3 separate regions of the Homo sapiens genome follow, and all the other regions are linked to region 1. A link is an interaction called in ENCODE POLR2A ChIA-PET data of the cell type or tissue named here. Cell type or tissue: GM12878. All regions are shown on one strand. Links, peaks and the distances in the headings refer to the core of each region. The heading gives the core; the rest is flanking DNA.

Evidence for each region. Peaks named below come from ENCODE experiments on the same cell type or tissue, not always from the same donor. Only the 100,000 strongest peaks of a DNase experiment are listed, where the experiment ranks them.
Region 2: POLR2A ChIA-PET joins it to region 1 with 5 read pairs; 3 of 35 experiments call an interaction of 5 or more read pairs at or near these places.
Region 3: POLR2A ChIA-PET joins it to region 1 with 6 read pairs; 6 of 35 experiments call an interaction of 5 or more read pairs at or near these places.

What each region holds. Positions count from the first base shown.
Region 1 is chr6:25,039,570-25,045,440 of GRCh38, forward strand. It overlaps a transcript of RIPOR2 not described here. Among named protein-coding and RNA genes, the nearest start is that of RIPOR2, 110 kb to the left of the region's middle. In GM12878, for the core only: a CTCF peak has its summit at 3,150; DNase peaks (open chromatin) are centred at 1,744, 2,622 and 3,731; H3K4me3 peaks cover 2,816 bases; H3K27ac peaks cover 3,244 bases.
Region 2 is chr6:24,409,692-24,415,562 of GRCh38, forward strand. MRS2 (magnesium transporter MRS2) reads left to right here. Exons shown (of 11, transcript NM_020662.4): 5 at 2,531-2,704; 6 at 5,342-5,472. Among named protein-coding and RNA genes, the nearest start is that of MRS2, 9.7 kb to the left of the region's middle. In GM12878, for the core only: no CTCF peak of the experiment used is centred there; no DNase peak of the experiment used is centred there.
Region 3 is chr6:24,918,635-24,924,505 of GRCh38, forward strand. The region is part of intron 1 of RIPOR2 (RHO family interacting cell polarization regulator 2); the gene reads right to left. Among named protein-coding and RNA genes, the nearest start is that of RIPOR2, 14 kb to the right of the region's middle. In GM12878, for the core only: no CTCF peak of the experiment used is centred there; no DNase peak of the experiment used is centred there; H3K4me3 peaks cover 803 bases; H3K27ac peaks cover 741 bases.

The DNA of each region.
Region 1 (5,871 bases), core at 543-5,542:
TAGTCTCAAAATTTAAGTGAAATTTCTGTAGTAAAGCAGGCTTTTCTGATAACTCTTATTTTAAGAGTATAGGCCGACTTCCCATCCATACTAGTGAAACCATGCAGATCCATAATCCAGCTTTTCTCAGTGACGGATTCCATAACGGAGGTATTGGATTAAAACTTAGGATCACAACTAATTTCCTACAGATATAGAATGAAGTTTCATAAAAACTGGAATTTAAATTTAAGGTACGCGCAAGTAAAAGAAACATGATCAAGAAGGTAAAGGCCCAGAGAAAACTGATGGCTTCTTCAATTATATCAAAGAAAAAGAAGTATTTTGCTTGATGCAAATTGTTTGCTTGTCTTTGAATTGTCATTTGGAATCCAACCAGCTCAGCTTGCCTCCGAAACTAGTAGACTGTGACTATTTTGGATACATGTTCCTAAGCCACTCATTCATCTTAATTTAATTGTCTATACCAGGGGCTTTTAACACATAAGGAAGAGTTGCCAACATATAACTAGGCATCTAGGCATAAAGAACACTGTGTGATAGACTTCTACTTTTTTTTTTTTTTTAGATGGAGTTTCGCTCATCGCCCAGGCTGGAGTACAATGGCACAATCTCCGCTCACTGCAATCTCCGCCTCTTGGGTTCAAGCGATTCTCCAGTCTCAGCCTCTTGAGTAGTTGGGATTACAGGTGCCCACCACCACGCCTGGCTAATTTTTGTATTTTTAGTAGAGATGGGGTTTTACCATGTTGGCCAGGCTGCTCTTCAACTCCTCACCTCAGGTGATCTGCCCAACTCGGCCTCCCAAAGTGTTGGAATTACAGGCGTGAGCCACCGCGCCCGGCCTGTGTGATGGACTTCTAATGAGAACAACACCTAGCACATAAACCAGGGCTTGGCTACTGGTGGTCCACAGTTGTCACACGTTGCCTCAGAACATTGGTATTACATATTTAAAATTCAAAGAATAAACTGCCAACATTTAAACTTGAGAGCTTTCACATAGAAATTAGTGTTTCTTGCTTTTTTTTTTTTTTTTCGAGACAGAGTTTCGCTGTTGTTGCCCAGGCTAGAGTGCAATGGCACGATCTCAGCTCACCGCAACCTCCACCTCCTGGGTTCAAGTGATTCTCATGCCTCAGCCTCCTGAGTAGCTGGGATTACAGGCGTCCACCACCACGCCCGGCTAATTTTTGTATTTTTAGTAGAGACAGGGTTTCACCATGTTGGCCAGGGTGGTCTCGATCTCTTGACGTCATGATCCTCCCGCCTTGGCCTCCCAAAGTGCTGGGATTACAGGCATGAGCTACCGCATCTGCCTGCTTTTTTTGAAAAATTGGAAAATCCACCAACCTCTACCCCATTCCTCATGGAAACAATCTGATGGCATTGAATGGTGGGTGCCCCACTATGATGGGACACATATTTCCCCATTTGCTGCACCCTCTACCACTGCCTATTGCTACCTCATATTGAGGCCAAATGTCAGTTGTCATTTATCATCATGCTTTCACTATCATTTTTCTCACAACAGAGACAGGAAGAAAGTGAACTATTCCTTACCCCTGTGAAAACAGACCCCTTTCACTCATTCTTCTTAGCAGCCCAGCCCTCCACCCATTTGAATTTGCTGACATCTGAGATAAATAAACATCTCTAAAAACAGACACACACAAATTTGTTACTTGTTCATGAGAAATGGTCTTGGCATACATAGGAAATGCTTTTTCATTCTCAGATTACTCCAGCACTAAAAACTCCCTTTTGGTTAGAGTTCCTGTCTACTCAGTTGTGAGTTTGATAATTTAAGAAGCATACAATTGGGCCCTTTAAAGGAAATATGACTCACTGATCCTTGAATTTCACCTCATCTAGCGACACTGCTGATAACCTGTTTGATTCAGATGTTCCATTTTTTTCCCCACTGTAATAAACAAAAATTCCAATTCACATGACTCCTTGACCGATGTAAATATTTATTTGTATTTTCCATCTGGTTGGAGAAATAAAGAAAAGAGGCCCTGTGGCCCTGTCTTGCTCACCACTTGAAACAAAATGTATCTAGTTACCTCTAATTAGGATAGGGCTGGGAAGGAAATAGGAAGAGAGAGAGTCGGTAAAAAAATACCAAAGTCCATTGGAAAACGGAGCACAGGAAAGTGGAAGAGAGGAGGAAGGGGGAAAGATTGGAGAAGATTTGCAGAGGGCAAGAAATGAGTGTGTTGCGGGAAAGTGTGGAAAACAAAGGCAGAGAGTAGGTAACACCAGACGGGACACTCACGGTTGAGCTGGCGCCTCCGGATCCTGTCCCTCCATGGCCTGTTTCTGATCCAGTGTAATCGCGAAGGTAACACCATGGTCCCAACAGAGCGGCCTAAAACCTGCTCATGGCAAAGGAACAAAAGGGTCTTGCAGCTATCCTGGAAGTTAAGTCCAGACGTATAAAAATGAAAAAGAAAACTTAACCCCCCCCTTTTTGTTCTTTTCTTAAAAAAAAAAAAAAGAGTATTTGAGGCTTCCGTTGACTTCTTTTATCTTGTAACTTGCCTTGCCTTTCCTTCCCTTAACTTCCGACTGGCCCGAAGGCAGCTGCTGTGCTGGGCTGCCCTAGCCTCCTGTGCCATGTTTTATGCATGAAGATGATGGGGCGGTAATTTATTCAAGCAGAGACGATCACCGGGCTCCTGTGTCTGCCCTCGCGTCAGAGGAGCCGTGCAATGGCAGGGGGAGGGCAGGTGTGTCTGACTGCACGCAGGAATGGGCTGAAATGGGAATCCCTCTCTGTAGGCAGAAATGAAGAGCAGAGCTTTGCTGCTAGAGCTGAATCAGAGCAACACCCCTTACCTTTTAGGGCGTATGATTTATTTACTGCTGGGTCTCCGGTATCTAATATAGTGCCTGGCACTTGGTAGGTGAGCAATAAATATTTGTTGACTGAAAGAATGATTCGGTGATAACCAACATAAGTGATTTCATACTTTCTTTTTCACCAGTTAATCTGCCCAGTGCACTGTCTTCAAATATGTCTATTTGAATTTTCTCACCCATTCTTTTTCTCCACCTACGATCACACTTGCCCCTCACCTACTAGTTCATACTTCAAAGCCTCATTTTACATGAGGCTTTCCTGAAGCCATAGACATGGGGCTGTCCTCCACGCACCTATTGCTCTCACCTGCAGGTGGCCCATGTCTGCACTGCCCAAATTTGTTAGGCGTTTTGTTTGTTCTCTGATTTCTTTTAAAGCACGCATCCAGGCTGGATGAAGTAGCTCACACCTGTAATCTCAGCGCTTTGGGAGGCTGAGGTGGGAGGATCACTTGAGGCCAGGGCAACACAGCAGGACCCTATCTCTACAAAAAATTTTAAAATTAGTTGGTCTTGGTGGTGTGTGCCTATAGTCCCAGCTACTCCAGAGGCTGAGGCAGGAGGATTGCCTGAGGGAAGAGTTCAAGGTTGCAGTGAGCTATGATTGCACTTTTGCTCTCCAGCCTGGGCAACAGAGAAAGACTGTATGAAGAAAAAAGAGAAAAGAAAAAAAAATTGCCCACATTCAAATACTGAGTAAGCTTCTTGGTGGCGAGAACTGTATATTCCTCTTTCTGAGCTGCAACATACAGGGGTTTACATGGGGAAGTGGTACATCAAGGGGTGGTTTGGGGCAGTTTTAGTCAGCCCCCTAAATCTCCATCAGCTCCTCCTCAAAATTCCCCAAGTAAAAATACACTCTAACTAAATACATTATGTTGGCTATAATACCACACTTAGGTGCTACAGCCTCTTCCAAATATGTGGCTGAAGACTCTCTTACATAGACATTCTAAAGCTGCCCCTGGCAGGGGAAGCTCAGTACATTGATTGCTTACTTTGTTCCAAGCTTTTCCTCTGTGCAATGTCAGATTGCTCCAGAGAACAAACAGTTATTGATCAAGGCCTCAGGAGTAGTCTTGCCCTGAGGATGGAACTGAAAAAAGTGACACCCAAGTTACCAAATTTAGCCCAAGATAACCCATAAACTTGCTGATGGCAGAAACTCTGTCATTTATCTTTTGTGTCTCTCATGGTGCCAGAAGCAGAGGGACTGGGGGAAACTACCAAGAGATGGGAGTCAAAAGGCTTGTAATTGCAACTGACCAGGTGAGTGCTTTAGGCACATCTCTTGGTCTCGGTGTCTTGTTTTCTTCACTTAGAATGGGAATGACCTACAGATTTCAGAGTTGTCAAGAGGAAATGAGATCAAGTAACTCTTTAGAAGTTGGTAGGATACTGGACTGGCACCCAAGAGCTCAGGCTCCCCTTCTGTCACTATGTCTGGTGGTAAAGAGAGTGCATTCCAGAGCAGAAATGCCTGGGTGCAAACTCGTAGCACCCTATTTAGTATCTTCATGACATTAACATCCTTATGCCTCAGTCTCTTAATCTATAAAATGTGAGGATAAGAATGAGGGCCGCTGCCTTAGGGTTATGCTGATGACTTCATGAGTAAATACATGCTAAGGACTAAGACTTGTGTTTAGCATAGAGGAATTTCTCAATGTTGTCAGCAGCTATTATTAACTAGCCATGTGACTTCATGAAAGTTGGCAAATTCCCTGGGCCTCTGTTTCCTTATCTGCAATATGAGGGGGTCTGGGATACTTTATATCACAAGTTCTGTGTATTAGTTTCCTACTGCTGCTATAACAAATTACCACAAATTTAAAGGCTTAAAACAACACAGATCTATCATCTTTCAGTTCTGGAGGTCAAAGTCTGAAATGGGTCTTATAGGGTGAAAGTCGAGGTATAGGCAGAGCTGCATTCCTTCTGGAGGCTCCGGTGGAGGATCTGTTCCTTGCCTTTTCCAGCTTGTAAAGGCCCTTTGTATTCTATAAATCTATTTGCAGAGTGTCTTTGTTTACCTGAGGGACCACCACTCTGAGTCATTACATTAACTGGCAATTGCAGGTCATGTGGGACATTCCTGGTCTAGACAATTTCTTGTGGATCCTGATCCCTCATGTGCCAGCTCCCCAAGACTCATTTTCTGAATTAGGGGGGAAAGGTAGAGACCAAAATTAAGACAAAATCTACGTAAGGTAGCCAGTGAGGTTTTCTTGACTATTGCCACTGAACACAATTCCCTAGAATGGCAAATGCAGCATAAGAAAACTATATTTGGTAAACTGGACCAAGCAGAAGAAAGAATTTCAGAGCTTAAAGACTGGTCTTTTGAACTAACACAGTCAGACAAAAATTAAGAAAAAAGAATTTTAAAAAAGGAACAAAGTCTTCAAAAAATATGCGATTATGTAAAGCAACCAAACTTATGAATTATTGGCATTCCTGGGAGAGAAGGAGAAAAAATAAACAACCTGGAAAATATATTTGGTGGAATAATTCAAGAAAATTTCCCTAATCTTGCCAGAGAGATAGACATCCAGATACAAAAAAATCCAGCGAACACCTGTGAGATACTATACAAAATGAACATCACTAAGGAATACAGTCACCAGGCTGGGTCAATGCTAAAGAAAAAAATCTCAAAGATAGTTAGAGAAAAAGGGCAAATTACATACTAAAGGAACCCCATCAGGCTAACAATAGATTTCTTAGAAGAAACCTTATAAACCAAGAGAGATTGGGGGCCTGTGTTCAGTAGTCTGAAAGAAAAGAAATTCCAACCAAGAATTTCATATCTCATCAAACTAAGCTTCATAAGAAAAGGGAAATATAATCTTTTCCAGACAAGCAAGTGCTAAGGGAATTTTTTTTCCCACTAGAACAGCTTACAAGAAATCCTTAAGGGACTTCTAAACATGGAAACAAAAGAGCAATACCTGCTACCACAAAAACAGAGTTAAGTACGTAACCAACAGACTCGATAAAGCA
Region 2 (5,871 bases), core at 355-5,354, 630 kb before region 1:
ACATAGGATGTTTTATAGCTTAATATGCTATTATGAGTAGAACTCATTTTATATGGATTATATGCACATGTTCAATAGGCATAACACTGCTGTGTTTTAAGTTGGAAAAGCTCTGACTGTGGTGTTCATTCTCACTGTTGGGATTTACTCTCTAGTTCTGGAAACTATAAGACAATCCTGATTTATAATAGATATATATCCAATTGTGTACAGTTACATGTAATTATAGTATAACCTGAGCTACCAAAAATGTATTCTGGCTTTCTAAATAGCACAGGAATAGACATTAAATTTTATAGCCTTAATTTTTTTTTTGAGATGGAGTTTTGCTCTTGTTGCCCAGGCTGGCACGATCTTGGCTCACTGCAACCTCCACCTCCCAGGTTCAAGCAATTCTCCTGCCTCAGCCTTCTGAGTAGCTGGGATTACAGGCATAAGCCACCAAACCCAGCTAATTTTGTATTTTTAGTAGACATGGGGTTTCTCCATGTTGGTCAGGCTGCTCTGAAACTCCCGACCTCAGGTGATCCACCTGCCTCTGCCTCCCAAAGTGCTGGGATTACAGGCATGAGCCACCGTGCCTGGCCAGTTTAAATTTTTTTAATGGAAAACTTTCTGAAATATATTGTATTTTCCCTTACCTATTCAGAGCATGCCAAATAATAATTTGACTTTCTTTAGTGATTCAGAGTTAATGTGGGTTTCAGTTATTTTGGTGGGCTAATGTTTAGGTTCAAAAATAGATGAATGGTATTGGCCCTGTAGTGGGTATGAGACTTTCTTCAAAGAGTCTTTGATGGCAGATTTTTGTTCATTTTTCTAGAACTAATCAAAATAATAAAAAATGGGCCAGTATTGGTAGCATGTGCCTTTAGTCCCAGCTACTCAGGAGGCTGAAGTGGGAGGGTCACCAGAGACCAGGAGTTTGTGACCAGCCTAAGCAACATAGCAAGATCCCATCTCTAAAAATAAATAAGTAAATAAAAAATACTTTATCAAAAATGAAGCAGTCTTCTCCCATGTGATTTTCTTCAGAAATATTCTCTACTCTTGGAATCAGTAGCTAGCATTCTTCAAAACAGTGTCTCTTTCATGGAGAGACAGACAGGTATGTGAAAAAGCAAATTCAGCAGAATGATAATTGTGTAATCTAACTGGTGGGTATATGGTGTTCACTGCAATCTTTCAACTTTTCTGTATAAAAATTTTCATGAGGCTAGGTTGTGGTGGCTCACATCTGTAATCCCAGCACTTTGGGAGGCCGAGAGGGGTGGATCACCTGAGGTCAGGAGTTCGAGACCAGCCTGACCAACATGGTGAAACCCCGTCTCTACTAAAAAATACAAAAATTAGCCAGGCATGGTGGCGGGTGCCTGTAATTCCAGCTACTCAGGAGGCTGAGGTAGGAGAATAGCTTGAACCCTGAAGGTGGAGGTTGCAGTGAGCCGAGATTGCCCCACTGCACTCCAGCCTGGGTGACAGAGCAAGACTTCCATCTCAAAAAAAAAAAAGAAAAAAAAATTCATGATAGAATGTTGGAAAAATGTAAAAATAGAAAATTATCTCTAATTTCTATATCACTGATAAAGTGGCTACCTTTATCTACTTTTAACATACAAGATAACCAGTCTTTTTAGAAAAAATTCTAATTTCATATTGTTCTAAATTAGAGTAGTAAGGCTATGTTTCATCTTAATTTCAGATTTTGTTTATATGCTTTAGTGGTGTTTTAAAAAGGAAACTTCCATTTGTGCCAAACTAATTATGATTAAACTAAATCTTTTCTAAAAGTCTGCTCAATACCTGACTTTTAGGAAGACCTTATCTTGTTCCCTTTATTTATTTATTTATTTTTTCCAAAAAAGAAAGACGGAGTCTCGCTCTGTCGCCAGGCTGGAGTGCAGTGGCACAATCTCAGCTCACTGCAAACTCCGCCTCCCAGGTTCAAGCGATTCTCCTGCCTCAGCCTCTGAAGTAGCTGGGACTACAGGTGTGGGCCACCACGCCTAACTGATTTTTGTATTTTTAGTAGAGACGGGGTTTCACCATGTTGGCCAGGATGGTCTCGATCTCTTGACCTCATGATCCACCTTCCTCAGCCTCCAAAAGTGCTGGGATTACAGGCATGAGCCACCATGCCCGGCTTTCTGGGGGTATTTTTTGGTGTTTTTTTTTTTGTTTTTGTTTTTTTTTCATGATTACCCCAGAAGTCTTAGTAAATATATAATTTATGTGAATAATTCCAGTTTTATTGAGAGTGAGTTAGCAGTATCAAGACATATATTTTTTAAGTTTCTTTTCTTTTGAAAAAAAAAACCTTGATTTTTTTGAAAAACAAAAATGAACACTGATTTGGTTTAGTCTTAATCCACAATTAGTAAAGTATTAAACCAAATTTTATGAATGTTCTTTTTTCCTACAGCTCTACAATTTGCATATATATATGTATGTATACATATATATGTATATACATGCATGTGTGTATATACACTCACATATTTATATGTTTTGGTTTTTTTTTTTTTAACAGTATTTGAAAGCTGTGATAACTCCAGAGTGTCTTCTGATATTAGATTATCGTAATTTAAACTTAGAGCAATGGCTGTTCCGGGAACTCCCTTCACAGTTGTCTGGAGAGGGTCAACTCGTTACATACCCTTTACCTTTTGAGTTTAGAGCTATAGAAGCACTCCTGCAATATTGGGTAAGTCTGTTTTTATTTAGCTTCTTGGGTTTATTCTGATTTTGAAATGTCATTGAGTGGGAAGACAAGTTGGGGTATTGTTTCAATGGCATGTCCCCTGACCACATCCTGCCCCGAAACAAGTCGTCTCTAAGGATCCTACATGGAGATATCACTTAATTCTTAAATGTTATGACCCAGTCAAATAGAACTAAAGACTCTATGTATATTATAAAAATGCTTGACATGTGATAATTATTTTATTAAATCATTTCATCAAGTCATTTTTTGATTTGTTTGTACAATCCTTTGTTTGAGCCAGGTAAATGATGCATCTTTTTGAGACCTAGATTGACATAGGAATCACGCACAGTTCTTCCAGTGACTCCTCCTTTAAATTAAGAGTCCTTAGATGTCTGAGACTCCTGTCAGGCTCTAAACAAGGGTGGTTCTCTGCTTCCCTGACCCCACAAATCTTTCATTATCTTTTCTTCCTCCTGTTAAGTCAGGATGGTACTGTTCAGGAACTGGCTACATGCAAGAGTTGGTGCTGGGAGCATACTAACCAGAGTGGGAGGAGGAGAGAGGGTAGAGAGGACATGAGGTGCATTGGGTTGGGTGAACCTGGCACACTTTTCTTTTGTCTGCCTTGCTCTGAAAGAATAGATGGCTACACTTCCTGCTTGGGGTAATTAATGAGCACCAGCTAGCACCAGCCAGTGAGATGATAAGTAGTGGGAGCCCAGTTACCAAGCAGGGGGAAAGCAGAAGAGAGAAAGAAGATGTAAACAGTGGTAAGTCATGGGCTCCACAGGCTGGGTAAGCTCTCAGGAGCTCATGCTGTTAGGAGAAAGACAGGGATCTTAAAGGGAGCAGGAGGGGAAGGAGAGAGGCTAGGCTGGCATGGGTCTCCGGCCTAGAGATTGGCTGTGGGGAGAATAGAGAGGGAGTTCAGGATGTCTGCTGGGATACACATTCTTCTTCCTTTAAATGGGGTCCCAGGAAGATTTCCTTACGAAACAACACTACATAGAAGCAAGACCAGCCACCTCTCAAAAGGGATAAGTTTTCGAACAAGGGAAAGCTCCCCAAACCCACCTAAGGGACCAAGACATACCATGAGTAGATATGCCTCACAAATACCCTATCTGTGACCCTCAGCAGCCTCCCCAACCACTACAAAAGTCCACACCTTGCTGAGCAGAGGGTTTGATATCTCTTAGATTAAAAGATGTGGTCTGCCTATTTGGCTGTCCAGTCTTCCCTCCCACCCAAGGACTTCTTAACCCGGAAGCAGTTCCTCTGGAGACGAAATAAACAACATGTCTGCAGAGGCACTGTGACTCTGGACTTGTTTCCAAATAAAAAAATCTGTTTCACAGTAATTGTGCTTCTGAGATAAAGACTATATGCTGTAATTTACGTCATCAGTTTTACCGCTTGATTTAGTTAGTATATGCTATTTGCCAACTGGCATGGAAGTGTTTCAGTATTTTAACAACTATATAGCAGGATTAGTGCATACCTGCCGAATATCAAATATCAAACCATACTTGTGTTAACCTAAATAGTCTATTTTTGACTTTACTCTGATATGTTTATGTTTTAAAGCTCAAGTTTTTATTTTCAAAGAGCTTTGTAGGAATTTTGAACCATATTCTGTTTACAGAGAACACAGGTATTACTGAAAGCTTGTGTTTTAATAATAGCAGATTTTATTTTACTTGATCCCTCATTACTTCATAATGAATGTCTATAGGAGAAAGACTTTTTTTTTTAAATTTTTTTAGTATTTATTGATCATTCTTGGGTGTTTCTCGGAGAGGGGGATTTGGCAGGGTCATAGGACAATAGTGGAGGGAAGGTCAGCAGATAAACATGTGAACAAGGGTCTCTGGTTTTCCTAGGAAGAGGACCCTGCCGCCTTCCGCAGTGTTTGTGTCCCTGGGTACTTGAGATTAGGGAGTGGTGATGACTCTTAACGAGCATGCTGCCTTCAAGCATCTGTTTAACAAAGCACATCTTGCACCGCCCTTAATCCATTTAACCCTGAGTGGACACAGCACATGTTTCAGAGAGCACAGGGTTGGGGGTAAGGTTATAGATTAACAGCATCCCAAGGCAGAAGAATTTTTCTTAGTACAGAACAAAATGGAGTCTCCTATGTCTACTTCTTTCTACACAGACACAGTAACAATCTGATCTCTCTTTCTTTTCTCCACATTTCCCCCTTTTCTATTCGACAAAACCGCCATCATCATCGTGGCCCGTTCTCAATGAGCTGTTGGGTACACCTCCCAGACGGGGTGGCGGCTGGGCAGAGGGGCTCATCACTTCCCAGACGGGGCGGCCGGGCAGAGGTGCCCCTCACCTCCCGGACGGGGCGGCTGGCCGGGCGGGAGGAGAAAGACTCTTACGAGAGTTAGCTCCTTGTCAACCAAATCTGTGCCTAAAGATAACATCATACATAGTTCTTTGAACCCAGAGGATCTAGTTTTTGAATCATCTGGAATAGGCATTCTAGAATTATCTATGTTCTGAAATGTTACCAGCATTTCAAGCTACTACAGATTTCTGTATTTAATCAGAGGATTCACTGATCCTGAATATTCTAAAAAGATTGTTTTAATTCTTATGAAAGGTCATGTTGTTATCTAGATCAACACCCTTCAGGGGAAACTTAGCATTTTGCAGCCACTGATCCTTGAGACCTTGGATGCTTTGGTGGACCCCAAACATTCTTCTGTAGACAGAAGCAAACTGCACATTTTACTACAGAATGGCAAAAGGTAAATATGGATGATGTATCACATTGGGAGTTGGAGACAAATATCTTAAAATCAATTATTAACATTTTGTTTCATAACTTTTTTTAAAGTATGAAAGTAGCCTAGGTGGGAAGTTGAGCTAAAAGGGGCACACAATCTACTGTTTGTTGAAAAGATACTTTGCATGAAATGTCATGTAAGGCTCTTTTCCGTATGTGATCTCATCTCATCACCCATTCAATAGTTGATATTGTCTTCATTTTGAAGATGAGAAAATTGAGGTTTGAGTAACTTGCCTAAATTTATATGGCTAGTAAATGGCAGATCTAAATCCAAATTCAAAGTCCATGTTGTTCTTTTTCTTTAAAATCATAATGCATTCCAGAATTTAATAACAATATTATATATGTATCATAAATA
Region 3 (5,871 bases), core at 355-5,354, 120 kb before region 1:
TCATGGACATTATTTTGGAGCCTGATTTATATCTGGAACTGAGGTCTCAGTAAGGTTAAATGAGCTGTCACTACTACTCAGGCAAAGCTAGAGAAAGCTCTAGAGTCTCAAGGTAGCTTAAAACACAAGGGAACACACACCGAAGCCATAACTGAGGCTCCTCCTGGCTGTGCTCTATTCCTTTCTCTCATACTCCTGCTCCTAGGCTCTGAATCCAGCTGCATGCTAAAAAGGCCTGTGCCTCCTCTGTAAACCTGGAAACCATTAGATACCCTAGCTAGCTCCAGGGTCTAATGCCTCTTTCCTTCCTAAGTCACTCTTTCACAGCCTGCACCTCCCCCAACTAACACACATTTTATGCAAAATCAGGATACTGGATACAAGATTCATCCCCATGGGCCCAGCACAGTTTCACTTTGCAGAGGTGAAAGTGGAAATCCAACTCCTGCAGCACAGCTTGCTCAACCCACAAAGCCTTCTTTGGTAGCAGGAACCTGGCCCCACTGCCCCTCTTTCCTTCTCTGCTCACATAGAATCCACATCCCTGGCAGCTTTGGAGAGGAGCTGTGACAACAGGATAGAGTGCTGTCATCCTCCATAATTAGCCAGGCTAGCAAGACTGCTGTAATATCACTACGTTGACAGTGCTCTTGCACCTAATAAATTATTCACGCCACCGAAGTGTAATCGCTGTCACATTCAAAATAGGTCATTCATGCTAAGGCTGCTGGAGATGAAAATTTCACAGCAATGGTAACAAATCCAAGAGCTTTGGTTTAAGCAAATCTCCAAAGAAAGTGGCTTCTCCAAGCAATCCCATATTAAATATCTTTTATGGAATCCCGGCTATGTTTTCATTAGCAGCAGCAAGAAGAGACTGAAACAGCTGTCTGCTGGCAGGAGTGAGAGTTGGGGGATGGAAGGCTGTATTTCAGCCTCTTCCTTTCCTGACCCTCCCCCAAAAAGCCTCAAGGGGCTGCTTGAGGAAGATAAATGTGAACACCTGCTCTCGTTTGTTCTCTGCACACAAGACGATGGCTAAGTCACAATGAGGATAAGCCCTGTACATCTAGAAGAGCAAACGTACACAGGCCTCTCTGAGAAGTGCCTCTCAGCTGTGGGGTTTGCATTCACAGAGGAATTCAAGTTCAACAGCTGTAGGCCGTGTGCCCCTGCATTTCATATCCTAATTCACACACGTTTGAGCCTCTTCACCACTGAGAATACACTCGCCCTCTTGTCGGCAGTAGATACTATTCGACTCAAGTGCCTGGTGGAATACAAATATTGGACTGGTGATTTCGGTGTTTGGAGAGTTATTGGTGTTGTTACTATGTTATTTTAATGGTTTTTGAGGACTGTCTTACAGAAGGAAGAACAATTATTCCCCAGAATTAGAATAAAGAGAAGTGATTGAAGATATAACCTGTGGGATTTGAGTTAAAATAAAAGCAAATGTGGTGCCTACTAGCTATTGACTGTTAAATGGATGTGTGACTGATGGAGACAGATAAATCTCCTTTGGAGGGAAAAAGGGAGGGAGCTGAGCACTGGGGCTGATTGCTTGCCAGCCTTCTGTTAGGAACATAGACCAAACACCTCTTTAGGTCTCTTCCAGCTGAAATTCTATGAATGTATGGCCTTGGAGCAAAAGGGCAAGAAATGCAAGCATGTGAACTTGGTATGCATAGCACCAAATGCAGGAGAGCATGTGAAGATAAAGCATTCCCTGATGCATTCCCACAATTATCATGTTTACAGAACACTGCTTCCCAGGACATTAAGCTCTCAACTTCAAATATTCACCTCCAAGAAGCCAGCCCTTTCCCTCTGATCTTTCCTTAAATTGCCCTTTAGTGTTCTGAACAGTTTGCATTGTATTACTGAACTCATGGTCTTATGGAACACACCATATAGGTTATATAGCCCAATCCCTATAAGCTAGAGATAAATCTATGAATAATTTTCTATTATGTATATGCTGCTTTATAGGCAACATTTCAACAACTATTTCCTGAATGTTCGCTATTCTGAGTACTTAGAATGGGACTTCATGAAGTCATCCACAATTTATATGTATACTATAAACTTAACTGTCCAAAACTGGACTCCTGATTCCGCATCACAGCAATACCCTTCCTCACCTTAAGTCTACTCCTCCAGCAGCAGTCTTCATTTCAGTAAAGAGCAATGTTATCCTTCCAGATGCTTAGGCCAAAGCCCTGGAATCATCCTTGACCACTTTTTCCCATACCCCCAGTATTCAGCCAGTATCAGGCCAGGTAAGGATCCCATGAGCTCTTCTGGAATATGTCAGTAGTCTCCTAACCTACCTTTTCCCCTATTCCCCCATCTTTCTTTCCAAGACAACAGTCAGAATGATCCTTTTGTAAGGTAAATCAGATTGCATTACTTTGCTCAACACTGGCCAATGGCTCCCCATCTCATAGAGTAAAAACTCAAATCCTTACAGTAACCTATAAGGCTTTACAGGAGCTGAACTCCCCAAAACCTCTTAGATCTCTCTCTCTCTCTTTTTTTTTGAGGAGACAGAGTCTTGCTCTGTCACCCAGGCTGGAGTGCAGTGGCATGATCTCGGCTCACTGCAGCCTCTGCCTCCTGAGCACAAGCAGTTCTCCTGTCTCAGCCTCCTGAGTAGCTGGGACTATAGGCACGTGCCACCACACCCAGCTATTTTTTTTTTTTTTTAGTAGAGACGCTGTTTCACTATGTTGGCCAGGCCGGTCTCAAATACCTGATCTCAAGTGATCCTCCAACCTTGGTCTTCCAAAGTGCTAGCATTACAGGCGTGAGCCACCATGCCCAGCCTTAGATCTTCTACCATTCTCTGCCTTGCTCACATTGGTTTCCTTACTATTCCTGGAACACTCTCCCCAGACCTCCATATGTTCAGACCTTGACTTCAAACCTCTGGGCATTTGTCAGTAAAGTCTTCCCTGACCACCATGTCCTATTCTGCCCACCCTGCACTTAATTTTTTCCCATAACACTTATCGCCCCCCCCGACCCTGATGTACTGTATTTTTATAGGCTTGTCTATTGTCTGCCTCGCTTCTCTGCAATATAACTTCACAAGGCTGGGACTTTGTTATATTCACTGCTGTACCTGAGAGCCAGAACAGAACTGAACCAAGCATGTGGAAGACTTTCAATTGATATTCTTTCTTTCTTTCTTTCTTTTTTTTAAAATTTGAGACAGAGTCTCACTCTGTCGCCCAGGCTGGAGTGCAATGGCGCAATCTCGGCTCACTGCAACCTCCACCTCCTGGGTTCAAGCAATTCTCTTGCCTCAGCCTCCTGAGTAGCTGGGATTACAGATGTGTGCCACCACGCCCAGCTAAGTTTTGTATTTTTTAGTAGAGATGGAGTTTCACCATGTTGGCCAGGCTGGTCTCAAACTCCTGACCTCAAGTGATCCGTCCTCCTCGGCCTCCCAAAGTGCTGGGATTACAGGCATGAGCCACCACGCCTGGCTGATATTCTTTAAATGAATAATAATAAAAAAAACCTTATTTATATCCCTAAATAGCTCATAAGCTCCCAAGGGAGACACATCTTCTAATTATGCTATTCATCTCTAGAGGAGCCTCAGTAAGTGCTAATCTCAAAGTATTTTTGCAGAGTTCCTAAAACTGACGCCCAGCTAGGAAGAAATTAGTAGCAAGAATCCCATACGTAACTCTCACATACGCTGTTATAAAGGAAACAGTCTTTCTAAGATTGCATCAGATATGCTTAGCCTTGGTCAGCGTCAGCTGCCTAGAACCACTTCTATCTTTTGTGGAAATTCAGTTCCCTACTGTTAAATTTACCTGGCTCAAGAAAAAGCAACTGCTCTGTAGACCCTCAGGAATTGCCTGGTACTTTCCTGTTTTTTTTTGTACCCATTCTGAACTCTTTTTTTAAAAAAAATGTGGTAAGGGGCCAGGCACGGTGGCTCACGCCTGTAATCCCAGCACTTTGGGAGGCCGAGGCAGATGGATCATTTGAGGTTAGGAGTTCGAGACCAGCCTGGCCAATGTGGTGAAACCCTGTCTCTACCAAAAATACAAAAATTAGCCTGGTGTGTTGGCGTGCACCTGTAGTTCCAGCTACTCCAGGAGGCTGAGGCACAAGAATTGCTTGAACCAGGGAGGCAGAGGCTGCAGTGAGCCAAGATGGTGCCATCACACTACAGCCTGTGCAACAGAACAGGACAGTCTCAAAAAAAAAAAAAAAAAAAAAAAGGTAAAATACACATAACATAAAATGTACCATCTCAACTGTTTTTAAGTGTATAGTTCAGTAGTGTAAAGTACATTCATACCGTTCTGCACCAAACTCCAGAACTCTCTCATTTTGCAAACCTGAAACTCTATGCCCTTTAAAGCAATTCCCTGCTCTCTCCTCCCCCCAGCCTCTGGCAACCACCGTCTATTTATTGTTTCTATAAATTTGATTACTCTTGGTACTTCATAGAAGTGGATTCATACAGTATTTGTCTTTTATGGCTGACTTATTTCACTTAGCATAATGCCCTCAAGGTCCATGCATGTGGTAGCAGGTGTCAGCATTTCATTCTTCTTGCAGGCTGAATAATATTCCATTGTGTGTATATACTGTACTACATTTTGCATGGGTGGATACCTGATTTACTTCCACCTTTTGGCTATTGTGAACAATGCTGCTATGAATATGATATACAAGTATCTTTTCAAGATTCTGCTTTTAATTATTTTGGGTATATACCCAGAAGTGGAATTGTTGGATCACCTGGCAATTCTATTTTTAATTTTTTTTAGGAACTGCCATACTGTTTTTTGTAGTGGCTGTACCATTTTACATTCCCACCAAAAGTGGCCGAGAGTTTCCTAACTCTTTTCAATAGCAAGATTTTTCTCCCCCACAGCAAGTTAGAACTGCTCAGAGGCTGGGCGCGGCGGCTCACTCCTGTAATTCCAGCATTTTGGGAGGCTGAGGTGGGTAGATCACTTGAGGCCAGGAGTTTGAGACCAGTCTGGCCAACATGGTGAAATCCCCTCTCTACTAAAAATACAAAATATTAGCAGGGGACGTGATGGCGCATGCCTGTAGTTCCAGCTGCTTGGGAAGCTGAGGCATGAGAATCACTTGAATCTGGGAGGCAGAGGTTGCAGAGAGCCGAGATAGCACTACCGCACTCCAGCCTCAGCGACAGAGTAAGACTCTGTCTCAAAAAAATAAAATAAATAAATAAATAAATAAACAAATAAATGAAGAACTGCTCAGAAATGCCTCACAGAGCTCGACATTCCTGCCTCTTGTAATGCGTAGCAACCAGGAACCATGTGGCCCCTCTAAATGTGCATGGGTGTGTGTGGCAGTGCTTTTAGCGCTCTCCTGTCGTGTCTGTTTTGAAAAGGCTTTCTTGTTCTTGAATTAACATGCAGGCTGAGCAGACCCACGCTGGTCTGCTTTACAGACATGGGGCAGTGGGCAAGAGCCAGCACTGTTTTGGGATGATCAAAGCTCTGCTAATCCCATGTAATCTCCTAACGTAAGGTAATGCATTTCCAATTTGTGGTTTCTTTGGGATATGCTCCCTGAGGCCTGGCACCATCACTCCTTGGTAAATTGGGACTTGCGTGTGTGTAAAAGCCAAAAAGACAGCTTTGAGTCATGCTTGCCTATCACTCATTATCATGCATTATGGTTAGGTCTAAGGGCTTCAGATCTTGTGGATGTGTGAACTCGAAGCATCATATGGGGGAAAGAAGTCCCTTGAAATGTTGCAGAGGTGTAAATAGAAAAGACCCCTTGGACGCTTGCTGTGTGCTATCTTCTTTCACCTGATTTACTGTTGGGCTGAGAGAAAAGATCCTTAGTCTTACG